2 separate regions of the Homo sapiens genome follow, and region 1 is linked to region 2. Evidence: chromatin contacts called from ENCODE Hi-C or POLR2A ChIA-PET data. All regions are on one chromosome and are shown on one strand. Each heading gives the region's core, a stretch centred on a gene start or an enhancer-like site at or near the end of the contact. The rest is flanking DNA. Distances are from core to core; before and after follow the strand shown.

Region 1 (3,193 bases), core at 161-2,660, 550 kb before region 2:
AAAGAAAACATATGTTAATGTGCTAGGCCACAGTTGACTCCTTTCCTTTCCACGAAACTAGTCCAAGTAGTGTAGGAAATTATGAAACTATAGAGTTCTCTGTGAAAAGAATACCCTGCCTTTCATTTCCAAGATAAAGCAATTAATACTGGAATTTCAAGGCAAATCTAATGATCAGTTAGGAGGGAAAAGGAGGAGGAAGGCAGGATGGTTATTTGCGTAAGAAAGTCCAGAAATCGACATCGGACAGATGTATCGTGGAATGTGATGATATTTATAAGGAAAAATCACATAAACTTTAAAAATGAAAGTTGTTTTGCTTAAACGACTGAAAAAAAGAATTCAGAATAATATTTGGGTTATCCTAGTTTTGTACGCTTGTGTTCACCAAAGCGTTCAGGGTCCAGGAGGATTAAAGAGCTCCATCACAAGGAGTGTTTTTGTGTGTGTGCATGCGTGTGCGTGTCTGTGTGCGCGTGTGTGCGTGTCTGGGTGCATGTGTGTGCGTGTATGTGCGCGCGCGTGTGTCTGGGTGCGTGTGTGTGCGCACGTGTGTGTCTGTGTGTGCGTGTGTGTGCGCGTGTGTGTGAGTGTGTGTGTCTCTACCCAGCTCTCCTACACCTTAGCCCCAAGGATGATGGGGAGAAAAATGTGGGAGCTGACTAGGTGGAACCAAATCTTTACTCCAGAAATTTATAGCTAATATAAAACTCTTAAAAATGAAAAAAAAACAGTTTTCTTACCTTTTTAAAAAGTCTTCTCTTTGGGGGGTTATGTCAGGGGATAGAGGAATGGGCTTGAGCCAGTTTTCAAAATTGCTATAGGCCAGGCGTGGTGGCTCCTGCCTGTAATCCCAGCACTTTGAGAGGCCGAGGCGGGAGGATCGCTTGAGCTCAGGAGTTTGAGACCAGCCTGGGAAACATAGCAATGCCCTGTCTCTACAAAAAATTTAAAAATTAGCCGGGCGTGGTGGTGTGCGCCTGTGTTCCCAGCTGCTCGGGAGGCTGAGGCAGGAGGGTCGCTTGAGCCCAGAAGGTCCAGACTGCATTGAGTGGAGATCGCACTACTGCACTCCAGCCTGAATGACAGAGTGAGACCGTCTCAAAACAAAAACAAAAACAAAAACCAACCAAAAAACCAAAACCAACTCCCTCCCCGCCCCCGAAACAACAACAACAACAACAAAACCCCCAAAAACCAAATTGCTATAGACCAATATTTCCAGGTCCCTGTGATTTTGATTAGAGAGTTTTGTTCTTGTTCTTCTGTTCCGTAAACTATGGTATTCTACCTCTTAAACGCATTTTTAAGCTTTCTAGTTTGGATGGCCTTAAACAGAGAAGCCCGTCCCTGGGTGGGGAGGTTTGTCCGCTGTCCAGTAGATGGCGCTGTGACTTCTAGAGTGAGGGGGGTGGGGGTGGGGACGACACCGCGTCGCAGCCCGAAGTCACAGGGGCCACCCCGTCGCCTCTCCCAGGGTGTATCCATCGGGCTCTAAACCCAAGAAGAAAAACTTTTTGAGGCCTCTCCTGAAATGTGCTAATCTATCAAAGAGCATTTATAGTATTTAAGCCAAATGTTAATTAACAAATAGCTCACCCTCCTCAAACAGTCTGAGATAGTGCCCAGCTAGAGTTTAAAGAAATACTTCCTGGAAATGTTTGAGATAAAAATGGAATAACGTAGTAGCTATTTCAATATTTTATCAGTTGCCCATATTTAAAAAAATAAAAGATCCTCACCTTTCTCCTAGAGTAATCATGAAGAACGTACATTTTATGTTATATGAAATGTTATGTGCGTAAAAATGGTCAAATGAAACCAGGCAGGTATAGATAATGGTAGTCTCGCCTTCTCAAAAAGCGTTTTCCTTTTCATGCAGTGGTGGCGTGAATACGCACCCTGGACATTGTATTTCACTACATCAGCACCTGCTAAAATGGTAAACCAGCTTCTTAGACGCGTTAAACCTCCACCTCCCTTGAGTGATTCCAGGGTAATCTTCTCCTCTTCCCCACTCAGAAAAGTTTCTAGTTTATTTTAAAAACAAACATTTTTCTATCCCCATCTCTTGCTACAGAGAATCTCAACTAAGGATGGTGCTTATCACTCTTCAACATATTTGATATTAAAATTAAAATAATTTTAAAACAATTTTGAATAATTTCAATGTTTAGACTCTTCATGGGATGACGTGATTTCTTACTATGTTTTAAGTAATGATTTGCGATATCTTTTTTTAATTTAAAAAGAAGTAGTGTGCATGTTGACAAGTATTGTAAACAAACTGGCATTCAACAACAGCAACAAAAAGATTTATTCCTTTTCCTAAGAATGATGTTATCCTTTATTCTGGAAAAAAAAAATGAAGCAGTATTCATTTGCCTCCAGTTTGAAATACTACTTAAAGACTTAGAAATATGTAAATGTAGCTTAGGACAATGACTTCATCGAGCCTGGTAGTAATTAATCTTGTACAGTTCTTTAAAAATTTAATTGAATGACATGTTAGTTTTATAGTTGTATGAATTTAAAAATTGTGCAAGTCACTCACTATTCATAACTCGAGCCTATGTATTAATAAAATGATTGTGCAAAAAACCAGCTGTTTAAATAAATTCTGTTCTGCTTTAAAGATTTTGCCCTTTGGGGAGAAAGTCATTTAAGTATTGAGTGGCAGTGGCCAGTGAACAATAGTCAAAATGTAAATAAATCTTCCTGAAACTTAGTTCTAATTTTCTTGAGCAAGATACTAACCCATAAAAAATAAACATTGTTTATTGAACCACGTTTGCATCAGTGAACCTTTGTAAAATGATATGGAGAAAATATGAACTTCTATGTCCCAAGTACTTTACTTTGCTTCCTTAGCAGAACAGAGAGAGCTATTCGATAGGTATGAACTGAAGAAAATAGAATTAGTGCCTCTGGTGAGAGAGTCATTCAGATTTGTACAGTTGCACGGAGGTGATCATACTAGAATTAACACCAAAAAATTGTGTCATTTGGCATCTTGGCTTAAGGGATAATTTAATTACACCACCTATTAGTGTTGACTTACGTTTCTGCGCCAGCCAGCCTTCTTATAATCTTGTTTATTTCCAGAAATCACATTTGTGACAGCTCTAATAGGCCATTCAACAGCAAAGATTTTCTCATTTAGTTGAAAATATTTCAGGCTTCAGAAACTAGC
Region 2 (3,031 bases), core at 160-2,659:
TTTCTTTCTCGCCCTCCCACAAGGAAAGGAGCCGAGCTGAGGCCGAGGGCAGCCCGGGCGAAGGCCGTGAGGAAGCTACCCCCGCCGGTATTTTTTGGGGGGAGGCACCACCTCCAGGTCTTACGGCCGTGCGCCCCAGCCGGGAGCAGCCCTGAGTCCCCGCCGCCCGCGGCGCTCGGCTCCGAGATTCCGGGCGAGGCAGCCTTCACTCCATCTCCGCTCGGCTGCGTCTCGCGGGTCGGCCTAAGACCCTCCCGGAGTTCCCTCCCTCCGTCCCTGCCCCCCTCGGGCCCCCGCGTTGGTGGGCGCTTAAAGAGCCCCCACTCTCGCCGCCCCGCGGCCGCCAGCAGAATCCGCCCCGCCTCCACCAACCTGGCGAGCAAGTGTTAATGCGCCCTCCGCCCGCGGTTCAGCCCCGGTGCGCGCTGGACCCCGCCTTCCCCGCCCGGGCGGCGCGGCGGGAAACGCTCCCTGGGCCGGGGCCTTCCCCGACGCGCACAGCCCTGTAGCAAATCGCAAGTGCGGCGGCCTCCCGGTCGTGACCATCGCAGGCACAGCCGGCTCGACTCCGGTCCTCGCGGCCGGCCGGCTAAGTTCCCGCGAGGGACCGCCTACCCACTCTCCCCGCCCCGGGAAGAACTGCGCCGCTCCCGGGATTTTTCGGACTCGCCCAGCAGCTTGCGAGCGGGCGGGCAGCCGCCGGGGCAGAGCGCAGGCGGAAAACGAAAGCGCAGCACGAGTCGCGGCCGCTTTGTCTCGGGCGCCGCGGGCCTGACGGGGGCGAGTGAGAACCCGCTGGCCCAGAGGCGACCCAGACCGCACAGGCCCCTGAATAAGCGGCGTGCTCAGTCACTCACCCGTGCGCGCACACCCTCGCGCTCTTGTCCACACATTAGCACACACATACATGTCTTGATGCACATGCAAACCCGGTAAATTACGCAAACAGACGTGTAAACACACCCATGCGTGTGTGCACACTCATATGCAGAGGGCGCTCAGGCATGTGCGCACCCACTAATGCACTCGTTGACACGGAAGCTTAAGGCCCACAGGAGCTTAAGTTCGCACTCACTCCCACTCACGCGTACACACGCCACGCTCGGATCTGAACTCACACGTAGTTCAGTTGCCCTCCCCCACCCCCAACACACACTGAAAACCCGCCTATTTGGCCCCGCGGCCCCGTTTTCAAAGCGCAGGTTCCGATTTCCCGAGAGATGGCAAAGGCCCTGGCAGGAAGTTTACAGGGTTTAACGTAAACAAGTTCTGGGGGATTCTTTAATAATAATAATAGAGAATTCCGCGTGCGCAGGGCGGGAGGGGGGAGTTGGCCTAATGCCCCTGTGGGCTCGGCCTGCCGCCGCCGCGGGGCCTCTGACACTGCGCGCCAGGCCAGGTTCCTGAGAGCAGACAGCGCGGGCTGGGAGCGCCGGCAAGGGCGGCCCTCGCGCACCTGGCTGCCAGCCCGCAGGGGGCTCGCACGCAGACCTGCCCTTGCCACCTCAGCGCTCGGGTGCGGGCTGGGGGCGGTGGAGCCACGAAAGGTGGTGCCGAGAGCGGAGCGCAGGACAGCGCAGGAGCCCCGGCGCATCGCGGCGCGCACAGACCCAGGTGAGTGCTGCTCTCGCAGCGACTGCTGGCCGGGCGCGGCCTCTCCCTCCAGGGTTCCGAGTTGAGAAGAGGGGGGCGAGGGGTGTTTTCGCGGGTCATCGCGAAGAGCCTAGAGGCCAAGCCCCAGCGCGAGCTGGGGCGAGAGGCGTGTGCCGGGCTCGCAGCACGGCCCGCGGCGCGGCGCGTTCAAAGCCTACCCGCCTCTCGGTTTTCTCCGGACTCCTTGTCTCCCGCTAACTACCCGCCCCCACCTTCCTGGCTCGGACGCCTTCATTTTCGGCGGGAGACGCCTGTCGCCTTCGGGGCGCCTGGCACGTCGGTGAGAGGAGCTGGGGGGCTCGCCGGCGCAGCCTGCCGGGCAGTCGCCGCCTCCTCCGCCAGATCTGCGCTCGCGGGAGAAGAGAGCCGCCTTCCCGCGCTGCCCTTCCGCTGGCCTCTCTGGGTCTCCGCGTGCAGACAGCCTGGCCCGCCTAGGGAAAGAATGAGTGTGGGACGTGACCCGTAGTGTGTGGTTGTGCATTCACGCAGGTAAACGCTCTCTGGCAGACCCGCTACCACTTCACACAACCAGCTCAGCCTCCGCGCACACAGACACGCTCCGCACCGCCCACGGCCTCAAACACCCTTCCCAGCGACCCTCACACAGCTCAGGCGCTCCCAACCCTTGGACCAACACACAGGCCTGCCCAACGGGGAGGGCACACTTTGGTTTAAGTGCACACTTCATGCACGCCCACATGTTCTCCACTGCGCGTTCGCCCACGCATAGCCAGGCGCCACGCGCAAATAATCATAGGTACCGCCGCTCCATACGTGCGCACGCGTCCACGAACACAAGCATTCTCACATTCTCTCCCAACTTTTGTGTGTGTGTGTGTGGCAAATGGCAGTTGCAGATGAGGAGACCCTGGCCTCCGGAGGAAAGTTCTGTTCCCAGGAAGGGGTCGCTACTGCCGACTGCCAGAGCACATCTGGCCCTTAGCAGAGGTGAGCAGAGAAGGCTGCACAGCTCTTAAGCCAGCTAGGGGTGCAGGGCGCACGCTGCGGCTCGCTGAAAGTGGAAATAGCATCTCCCTTCCCCTCGCCCCTCCCCCACTCATGGGGCGCCTTCAAAGTGAGCGGGTCCCTAGAGCATGAAGTTGGGGAGCCCTTTCCCAGCAGACTCCTTCACTCCTGGGCCCTCTTCAGTTGGGGAAGGGAAGCCGCAGGTCCCATCGTTGGCTAACCCGGAGATCCATTTTTCCCTCCTTTCCACCCTTCTTTCTGCCCTTTCACCGGCTCTGATAGCAAACCAGACCTTACAGAACAGCCAGTCACGGAGCCCAGCGAAAGAGCCGGCCCAGTAGGCCTGGGAGTCTCAGGAAGGCCAAAGATGGAGGCTCTCCCCAACTGCTCATCTCTACTGCTGGGTGTGTGT

The links. Hi-C counts contacts between places; a loop is a spot of excess contacts on that map. ChIA-PET counts read pairs that join two places held with the same protein, here RNA polymerase II (POLR2A). Pooled maps may share reads with other maps.
Region 1: a loop to region 2 is called in a pooled map, with 5 times the contacts of the local background. The contact joins the enhancer-like site here to the promoter of FENDRR in region 2. A Hi-C loop is called at or near these places in 3 of 37 single-sample maps with no recorded cell type and 5 of 50 pooled maps. POLR2A ChIA-PET finds 5 or more read pairs at or near these places in 1 of 52 experiments (K562).

The regions. Positions count from the first base shown.
Region 1 is chr16:87,061,053-87,064,245 of GRCh38, reverse strand. LINC02181 (long intergenic non-protein coding RNA 2181) reads right to left here. Exons shown (of 3, transcript NR_126008.1): 2 at 3,062-3,188; 3 at 255-1,494. Among named protein-coding and RNA genes, the nearest start is that of LINC02181, 4.9 kb to the right of the region's middle. Within about 2 kb of position 1,410, at least 4 of the 41 ENCODE cell types and tissues checked have a DNase peak (open chromatin) inside an H3K27ac peak, as active enhancers do.
Region 2 is chr16:86,507,238-86,510,268 of GRCh38, reverse strand. It overlaps FENDRR (FOXF1 adjacent non-coding developmental regulatory RNA), which reads left to right and starts at 1,409. Exons shown (of 4, transcript NR_033925.1): 1 at 1,409-1,614.